Regions from separate parts of the Homo sapiens genome. Here region 2 is linked to region 1. A link is a contact called in ENCODE Hi-C or POLR2A ChIA-PET data. All regions are on one chromosome and are shown on one strand. The core of a region is the stretch at or near the end of the contact, and the rest is flanking DNA. Distances in the headings are between cores, read along the strand shown. Region 1 holds the start of NOL4L (nucleolar protein 4 like). Region 2 holds the start of DNMT3B (DNA methyltransferase 3 beta).

Region 1 (4,561 bases), core at 625-3,124:
GGGAGCGGGGGAGCGGGGGAGGGAGGGAGGCCGGCGCGGGGCGGCCCGGCTCTCGCGCTCCGGCCGGGGAGGGAGCAAGGAGGGCGGGGGGAGGCCGGCGCGGCCCGACCGGGCCGGGGGCGGAACGCACTAATGGAGGGTCTCGGCGACGGAAAGTTCAAAGCTCAGCAGCGCCCCGGGAGCGGCCGCCCCCCCCCCAGCCCCCACCCTCTGCAGAACAATGAGGTCCCGGCGGGGGAGCCGCGGGGCCCGCGCCGCACGCCCTCTCCAGGGCGCCCCGGGCCAGAGGGGACGCCCCCGCCCGGCCGCCCGCCTCCTCCCTTTAGGCGGCTGCGGTTCCCCGCCCCCTCCCCCACGCCACCCCGCCCGGACCGGGCCGGCCCGGGGGACGGGGGAGGGGAGGGGATGGATAGGTCAGGCCTCCCCCGTCCCATGAAGGGGGAACGAGGGGCCCGGGGGGCTGAGGGGGCGCCCCACCCACCCGCGGGAGGCTGCTCCTGCGCCAGGCTGCGGCTCCGGCCGCCCCTCCCCGGGCCAGCCCCGGGTGGGGTCGGGGCGACAGTGCCCGGGCGGGCCCCCTCCCCTGGCGCTGGGAGGCCCGGCGGACTCCCCGTCCCGCGGCTGCCCCTGCCTCCCTCCCCCCCCCCCACCCCGCGGCACCACCCTCCGCGCGCGCACACACACACACACACACACACACACACACACACACCGCCCAGCCGGCCCGGGGGCGGGAGCGCGAGGCGCCCGGGACAGGCAGCCCCGGGGCGGGCGGGGGGAGGCTCGGGCTCCAGAGCAGCCGCCTGCTGGCGGGGGGAGGGGACAAGAGGACGGAACATGCTGGGGTGAGCAGCCCGGGACAGCCTGCCCGGCACGGCCACGGCCCGGGCAGCGGCGCGGAGGGGGGCAGGGACGCCCCGAACCCGGAGCGCTGCCCAGGCGAGCCGGGAAGGGCCGGTGAGCAGGGACGCGTGCGCCTCCGGCGGGCCCGACACACGGACAACCTCAGGGACACACGTTCGGACACACATCCACACCCCCACCCCGCCCCCGCCCGCCTGCCCCAAGCCCCGCGGCGGGACCCGCCCGCGGCCGCCGCGCGCGCACTCACCGAGCCCGTCTTGACCGGCACATACACCACTTGGCCCATCTTGGGTTCCCGGCCGCTGCCCAGGCGGAAGCCCTTGGAGCGCACCCAGAACTGGAACTTGCCTTTCTCGCCGGCTGCGGGGCCGCTGCCCGCGCCAGTCCCGCCGCCGCCCTGCAGGACCTCGGCGATCCGCTGGTATTTGCTGCGTGTCACCGTCTTGGTTTTGGCCGAGTCGCCGTAGGTGCGCAAGCACCAGTCCCGGAACTGGCGGCCCAGCTCCGAGTCCCCGGGGCTGCGCTCGCGCTCCCAGCCCCCGCGCAGCAGCAGCGTCGGCTTCGGCATCCTCCCGCCGCGCCCGGCGCCCTCGGGGGCGGGCCGGCCGCCGGGCCGCCCGGTGCCGGGACTGGGCTGGGCTGGGCTGGACCGGGCCGGGACGCGCCGCGGCCGCGTCTGTCCCGCGGTGTGGCTCCGGCGAGGCTGCTGGATGGGCGCGGGCGGCGGCCGGACGCGCGGGGCTGCGGCGCGCTCTGTCCTGCTCGGGCGGCGGCGGCGGCGTTGGCGGCGGCGGCTCCGGCTCGCCTCCTGCTCCGCCTCCTCCTCCCCCCGGCCGGGATGCAGGAGCGATGGAGGCAGCTCCGGGCCCGGAGGTGCAGAGGGGGCGGGCCGCCCCGCGGGCGGCCGGGGGAGGCGGGAGGCGGGGAGCGGCCCCGAGCGCTGGGAGCGAGACCGAGCCTGGGCGCGGGCGGCAGCAGTGGCTGTCAGCTTGCGCGGCTCATCCTGCTCTTGCTCAGGCTCCCGCTGCCGCGGCTCTTCCTCCTCCTCCTCCTCCTCCTCCCGCGCCCGCCTCCACCACGCCGCGGGATCCCACCTGTTAGAGCGGCGCAGCCTTCGCCGCCGCCCGCCCCCCCCTTCCTCCTGCGCCCGCCCGCCGGGCCCAGCCCCCGCCCGGCCCGGCCCCTGGGGGCGCGGGGGCAGCCGCGCCCGCAGCCGCCGGGAGGGCAGGAACCACAGGCGCGCAGTGCCCAGCCCAGGAACCGCGTTCCGTCTGGCCGGGCCGGGCCCGGAGCTTCGCAGGCCCCGCTCCTCCCGGACGCGGCGGTCCCGCGGGGAGTAGGGCGCAGACCCCAGCCCAGACGCCGACCTCCCGGCCGCCCCGCCCCACTTAGCCAGGCCGGGAAGGTGTAGGGCAGGCTCCCCCTCCCTCGCTCCCGCAAGTGACTTGACCTCTCCCGTGAGCCGAAGCCAGAAGAGCAGTGTTCCCCTGGGGGAACCCCACATCGCCGCCCTTCGGGGCCCCCAAACTTCCTCTCCTTTTGCCTCACCCTGAATTCCCCGAAGTTTGGCCAGCTTTGCCTCTGCTTGCCTGCCCCACTGCTCTGGGACAGGCCCAGGCCCCCTGGGAAGTCGCCTGTGGCCTCAGCCCAATCCCACCTCCGCTTCAGAAAACTCTCAACACATCCACAAACTCATCCTGAGACACCCTGCCTTCCTGAGTGCGCCTTGACCTAGAATCTCTTGCTGAGTAAACTCAGGTAGCCCCACCGCCCCCCTCCTACCTGGGCAGATCTGACCTTGGGTAGAGCTAGCTGGTCCCCTCCCCCTTAATGAAATTACCAACATAAATAAAGGCACAGGCCAATTCCCCAGGATTTCTGTGCCCCTACCCCCCACTTCCTTAACAGGTCATGAGGAATTGCTGCACTTCTCTCCCAGCTGTCCCCGGGGGTCCACCCCATGTCCCCATGACACTCCTGCAGGCAAGTCACCATCCAAGTCCTGAGGCCCAGACTTTGTCTAGTGCAGGACCGTTTCCTGCGTAGGAACTACTGTCTACTCCCATCCCAAAGTCCCCCACCCCAGGACCTACTACGTGCCATGTCCTGGCAACTCTGAGAGGCAGAGGGAATGGCTCCATTTTACAGACGAAGACCTGGGGCTTGGAGAGGTGGCCTGACCTGCTCAAGGTCATGCAGGAAGGAGGGGTGGGTTTCAGCTCATGTGCATCTGGCTGCTGCTGCCATATCACACACAAACTCTTCCCCTTTCACCGCGCTCGGAGAGAGCCCCACGCTGTGTATACCTGGCTCACTTCCCCCAGTAGACAGGGAGCTCCAGATGCTCAGGGCCATATCTGACCCATCCTCATATGCACAGGCCCTAGCACAACACCTGGCACACAGTAGGTGCCAGTAAATGCTGAAAGAACCCTAGAGGTCTCCCAAGCCCCAACCTCTCTCTGCATTTCACATGGGAGATTATTTTTAGATAATTTACATTTCATGTTACTTTATATACACCAACAACTCCACAGTCATTTTTCCTCTTTATCTTCTCAAGAGCTCTTTTTGGATCTATGCTGGTATGCATGCCCGTTTTTAAGAGGTGACCACTCAGAGCGGGGAAGGCACTACCCAAAGGCCAGCCCCAGGGGCGCAGGGGCTTCTGTGATTAAGAAGCTCAGACCCTGACTTTTTCCATGTGTCCCTTGACGGTTATCCTTCCAGCACACTCTTCCTGAGAGCAGAGATGCTCTAGCCTGGCAATGGTAATGATAACTGTGGCAAATATGCCCTGTGCCTGGGTGGTGGGGTCCTTGTGTGAGCCCTGGTCTCTCTGTCCAGTTCCAGGACCCACTTCAATAACCACTAAGCCGGACCACCTCTCCACCCAGGCTGGGTCTTTGCCTGCCTTTCAGAAGCTAAAAACCTGGTTGTCAATCTTGGGCTGAGTTCTGGCACAGCAGAATGTATAGTATAATGAAAAGAACATGGGCTTCGGGTGGAGTCAGATTTGGAAGTGAATCCTGATGATTATTTGGCGTGGCATTCTTCATGCTCACAGGTCCCACTTGGCTACTTCACAATGGAATGAAGCCATCATTCCACCCTTTGCTGGGTAACCTCAGGCAGGTCACTGAGCCCCTACTTCATCATCTGTATAGCGGGACAGGATGTCACAGATGTAGAGATTCAACAGGATGAGAGTGCCTGAGCTGTGACGGGTGCCCAGTAAGTGCCATTTTCTCCCTCATGGGGCCTCGAAGTATTCAAGGAGGAAGACAGGCATTGTTGGCACTTTTTGTGCTTCATTCATTCAACAAACATTTGTTTAGCAGCCATTGTGCAGCAGGGGCTTGGGATATGGTCATGGGATCCCCAAGGTCCCTGCCCTACGGGAGTGCACCAATGGGTATGGAAGATGGCTATTGAACAAACCAGCTATTGATCACAACAGCCCGGGGAATGGGCCACGAAGGAAAGAGAGAGCTGTGATAGCAAATAATGCAAAGAAGGGGCTGCTTTTCTTAGGGGGATCAGGGAAGGCCCCTCTAAGGAGGTAGCATCTGAGCAGTGACTTAAATGACAGGTGCCAAGGCATGCTGTTCCTGCATTCCAGGATGAGGGAAGAGCAAGGGCAAAAGCCCCAAGGTGGAAGGAGATTGGCATTTTCTAGAAGCTGGAAGGTGTCCAG
Region 2 (4,561 bases), core at 1,523-4,022, 180 kb after region 1:
AGGAGAATGGTGTGAACCCGGGAGGCGGAGCTTGCAGTGAGCCAAAATTGAGCCATTGCACACCAGCCTGGGCAACAGAATGAGACTCTGTTTCAAAAAAAAAAAAAGAAGTTCTATGCCCTGGGGAGATATCAGGCCATTTTTCTACCCATTCTCCCAACATTCCTGCTCCTTCCCAAGTGATGGGACTGAGACAACCTGCTCACCCAACCTTCTGCTTTTTCTTCCTGGGTTTAGGTGGTCCCAGAAAATCCAGCCCTTTGGCATCTGAACTGGGCCTCCCCGGAGTTCCCACTGGTGGCACAGGCATCCTCTGCCACAATTCAGGACACAGGGTTTAGCTGTGGGTTCCTAGCTTAGGGTTCAGACACAGAGGCCCAGGAGCCCTCCCCATAGACCTGTTTATTTATTTTATTTTTATTTTTATTTTTATGAGATGGAGTCTCCCTCTGTTGCCCAGGCTGGAGTGCAGTGGAGTGATCTCGGCTCACTGCAACCTCCACATCCCAGGTTCAAGCTATTCTCCTGCCTCAGCCTCCCGAGTAGCTGAGATTACAGGCGCCCGCCACTACGCCCGGCTAATTTTTTGTATTTTTAGTAGAGATGGGGTTTCGCCATGTTGGCCAGGCTGGTCTCGAACTCCCGACCTTGTGATTTGCCTGCCTCAGCCTCCCAAAGTGCTGGGATTACAGGCGTGGGCCACCACGCCCAGCTTCAGGCCTGTTTATATATGCTGTTTTCTTTCCAACAACAATATGCCCCAGGCTGGGCATGGTGGCTCATGCTTGTAATCCCAGCACTTTGGGAGGCTGAGGTGGGTAGATCACCTGAGGTCAGGAGTTCCACACCAGCCTGGCCAACATGGCGAAACCCCGTCTCTACTAAAAATACAAAAAATTAGCCGGGCATGGTGGCAGGCGCTTGTAATCCGAGCTACTTGGGAGGCTGAGGCAGGAGACTGAACCCAGGAGGCAGAGGTTGCAGTGAGCCGAGATCGCGCCATTGCACTCAGCCTGGGTGACAGATTGAGACTCTGTCTCAAAACAAAACAAAACAAAACAAAACAAAACAAAACAAAAGATGTGCCCCAGATGGTGGAGACAAGCTACAGGCCCTCTCCAGAGAGACCCCCTTCTTCCTGCACCAATGGACTGGACACCAATTTGTATGTTTGTGCCAGAAAGCCAAGGAGTCCTGCTGTTCATTCACAAGAGGCCCTGCTGGGCGCCAGGCAGGGCGCTGAGCTGAGCCCATTTCTCTCTGGTATCTCCCTAGCCTCTCCCCAAGCTCTTAGGTAGAATAAGATCCAGTAAGTATAGACACTTTTGCGGCATCCAAAGAATTAACCCTTCACTCATTTACTCACCTGGTAAGAGATACAGGGAGAAAGCTGTGGAGTAACTCAGGGAGCTGGAGCCCATAAGGCAGGAAACCCATGCCCATTCATTCAACAAACTTGTATTGAGCTCCTTTTTGATGCATCCCCCATCCACTATAAGCACTTGGAGACCCACACAGATGTGGTTTCTGCTCCCATAGTGTGTGTGTGTGTGTGTGTGTGTGTGTGTGTGTGTGTGTGTGTGTGTGTAGGGGAATGTAAACAGGAAAACAGATATGCAAAACAATTTCAGATCGCGGTAAGTGCTAGGAACAGAATGAAATAGGATAGGAGTGATGGACAGGGGAGACTTCAGGTGGAGTCATCGGGAAAAGCCTCTCCATAAAGTGACCTTCTGGGAGAAAACCGAGGGGTAAGAATCTGGTCCTGCAAAGATCTGGGCAAGAAATGTCCAGGTGTAGGGAACAGCGAGGTCAAAGTCACCATCACAAGGAAACGCTTGGTGTATTGAGGAGCAGCAGAGAAGTTGGAGTGAAGGCAGAGAGGGGTTAAGGTAGCATATACCTTGAAAGGGGAGGCTCCTATAGGGGCTTACAGGCGATATAAATCATTCATTCATTCAACACATATTTATTGAGCATCTACTGAGATCCTGTCCTTAGTTTACTGCGTGGAGACAGACCACAAGCAGGTAAACAAGCAAATATGTAAGTCCCAGGTCAGATAAATTTTAGGAAGTGCTGTTTTCCAGTGGTTCAATGGTCATCCCAGGGCAGAGGTGGGGAGACCTGCTGAGGGCGGCTTCTCCCTCAGTCAGTCCATGCCTGCAGGGTCTGGAACCCAGGTAGCCAGAGACCCGCTGGTCTTCTTTCCCCTCCCCTGCCCTCCCCTCCCTTCAAGATGGCTGACAAAGGCCGGGCTGGGTGGAAGGAAGGGAGGAAGGGCGAGGCAGAGGGTCCAAAGCAGGATGACAGGCAGGGGCACCGCGGCGCCCCGGTGGCACTGCGGCTGGAGGTGGGGGTTAAAGCGGAGACTCTGGTGCTGTGTGACTACAGTGGGGGCCCTGCCCTCTCTGAGCCCCCGCCTCCAGGCCTGTGTGTGTGTCTCCGTTCGGGTTGAAAGGAGCCCGGGAAAAAGGCCCCAGAAGGAGTCTGGTTTTGGACGTCTGACCCCACCCCTCCCGCTTAGGGCTTCTGATCCCCCAGGGTGATTTCACTGGCCCGGGGTTGGGAGGGCAGGGGGCCAGGGGGCGGAGCCCGCGGAGAGGGGCGGAGGGGAGGCTCCGAGCGATTTCAAATTTCCCTCGTCCCCGCCCCCCCGTTCCCCCCGCGCCCGGGCGGGGATCTGAGTGGCTGCGGCGGGGGCACCCCCGGGCGGGGGCGGGGCAAGAGCCGGGCCGGGGCTACAAGGGGAGTCGGCACCGCCCCCTCCCCACCCACTCCCGCTGCCCCGTCCGGCCCGCGCCGCTTCCTCGCAGCAGCTGCTCCCGGCTCCGCGGCCGCAGCCCGCGTGGACGCTCCGAGCGCCCCCCGACGGACGGGACCGGCTCCCTGGCGGTCGGGCGAGCGGGCGGCAACGCTGCCCGGCCGGCAGCGCTGGGGTTAAGTGGCCCAAGTAAACCTAGCTCGGCGATCGGCGCCGGAGATTCGCGAGCCCAGCGCCCTGCACGGCCGCCAGCCGGCCTCCCGCCAGCCAGCCCCGACCCGCGGCTCCGCCGCCCAGCCGCGCCCCAGCCAGCCCTGCGGCAGGTGAGCGCCCCGGGGCCCCGGGGAGGCTCGGCCGCCAGCTGCTTCGAGGGCTGCTAGGGGAGGGGACGGCGGGGGCTCCCGAAGCTGCCGGGGAGAGACCCTCTCCAGGGACCTCCCGAGGAGGGGCTCTCGCCGGGTTGGAGACCCGGCTGGGTTTGCGGGGTGAGGAAACGTCCACGGACCCTGCTTGGGGTGGAACGGGGACAGCGGGTGGGACGCGGGGGACATACGTCTGACGGGGACCGGAGATACTAGAGGAAGGGACGCGTCTGCTGCCTCCAGGAGCCCGAAGAGGAGAGAAGCTTGCTCGCAGGGAGGGGGACGCGCTGGCTTCCCGGGGTCCAGACTCGAGGAGGAGGAGGTGCCCGTCGAGAGCATGAACAGGGGCTTTGCTCATGGGCAGGGGGTGTAATTACCTGGCCTCTGCCTTGGGAAAAGTTAAGGGGCAGAGGAGGTGAGGAGGGGTTTCTGCCATGCAGGTGGGCGTCCGCCCCTTGCAACTGGGATGTGGGGTCTTCAGGCGAGGCGCTGTCCCTTCCCCCAATCCCAGCTTTAGGAAAGAGCTCGTGAGTGTGGGCTTAGACTCGCGCGGGCTGGGGTGTGCGCCGTGGAGGGCGTGAGGCAGAGGGCGACCTCCCGGGGTGCTCCTGAGCTGAGCCATCAAGCGCGGGGAGCAGCGGGGCTGCCCTCTGCCTGTGCACACCTGGCCCGGGAGGAGCCGGCCGGAGGGGCGGCGCCTCCCTGTCCCGGCCACGCCGCCTACCCTGGGGTCTTACCTTCCATTCTTAGCCTAACTCCCGTGTGCGGCTGGCCCCACTTCCCAGACTCGCACACTAAGGCCTCAAAACCTCTAGCACCAGCTCCTGGAAGATAAGCTTCCCGGCTCGTGGTTGCATGGGGAGGGTGTATTGAGCTCCACTTTATCGGGGAGAAAGTGGAAGCGGAGAAAGACCTAACAAGTTGTAAGACTGCGCTGCCCTTGGGCCCAGGCTTCCCGCTGGAGGATCTCACCTGTGGATGGAGTTCCGAGCCCAGGTCTTGCCCGCGCCTCCAGCTTTCCCTGCTCCCTTTTCCTCCCCTGGTCTAGGAGAGAGGCTCGCTGGGCCTCCGTGTTTCCACCCTCCCCCGAAGCTGGGAAGTGTTTGAATTAAAGGGAATTAAGGGCAGAGTATGAACTTTGAGTTGCCTCCTGAGTTCTGGATGCGGTGGGTTGTGGCAGACGGGTGGCAGTTTTTGGGAAACAGCTGTTATCTCCTCTACCAGGCCTGCTGGGGCTTCTTGTTCACCCACCTTGGAAACGCCAGGTGCGGACTTGATTTTTCCAGAGTTGAGATGATGGTACTTAGTTTATAGGGTTGGTATACAGTAAGCACTCAATACATGTTTGCCATTGTTGGAATCACTAGCTAGCACACGGGCTAAGCAAGCTTCCTTCCTTAAGGAAGCATAGTTCTTAGTTCATCATGTGTTTAAA

Evidence for each region. Hi-C counts contacts between places; a loop is a spot of excess contacts on that map. ChIA-PET counts read pairs that join two places held with the same protein, here RNA polymerase II (POLR2A). Pooled maps may share reads with other maps.
Region 2: a loop to region 1 is called in a pooled map, with 2.8 times the contacts of the local background. The contact joins the promoter of DNMT3B here to the promoter of NOL4L in region 1. A Hi-C loop is called at or near these places in 2 of 50 pooled maps. POLR2A ChIA-PET finds 5 or more read pairs at or near these places in 4 of 52 experiments (BJ, H1, activated B cell and 1 more).

What each region holds. Positions count from the first base shown.
Region 1 is chr20:32,583,459-32,588,019 of GRCh38, forward strand. NOL4L (nucleolar protein 4 like) reads right to left here and starts at 1,875. Exons shown (of 11, transcript NM_001256798.2): 1 at 1,112-1,875. The coding sequence starts at 1,432. NOL4L-DT (NOL4L divergent transcript) reads left to right here and starts at 4,021. Exons shown (of 3, transcript NR_034152.1): 1 at 4,021-4,098. RefSeq lists silencers at 608-817, 848-1,047, 1,388-1,437, 1,578-1,737, 1,798-1,847 and 3 more and an enhancer at 2,448-2,527.
Region 2 is chr20:32,759,613-32,764,173 of GRCh38, forward strand. It overlaps DNMT3B (DNA methyltransferase 3 beta), which reads left to right and starts at 2,773. Exons shown (of 23, transcript NM_006892.4): 1 at 2,773-3,087. RefSeq lists enhancers at 381-929, 930-1,477, 1,701-2,366, 2,184-2,233, 4,362-4,561 and silencers at 2,494-3,133, 3,704-3,803.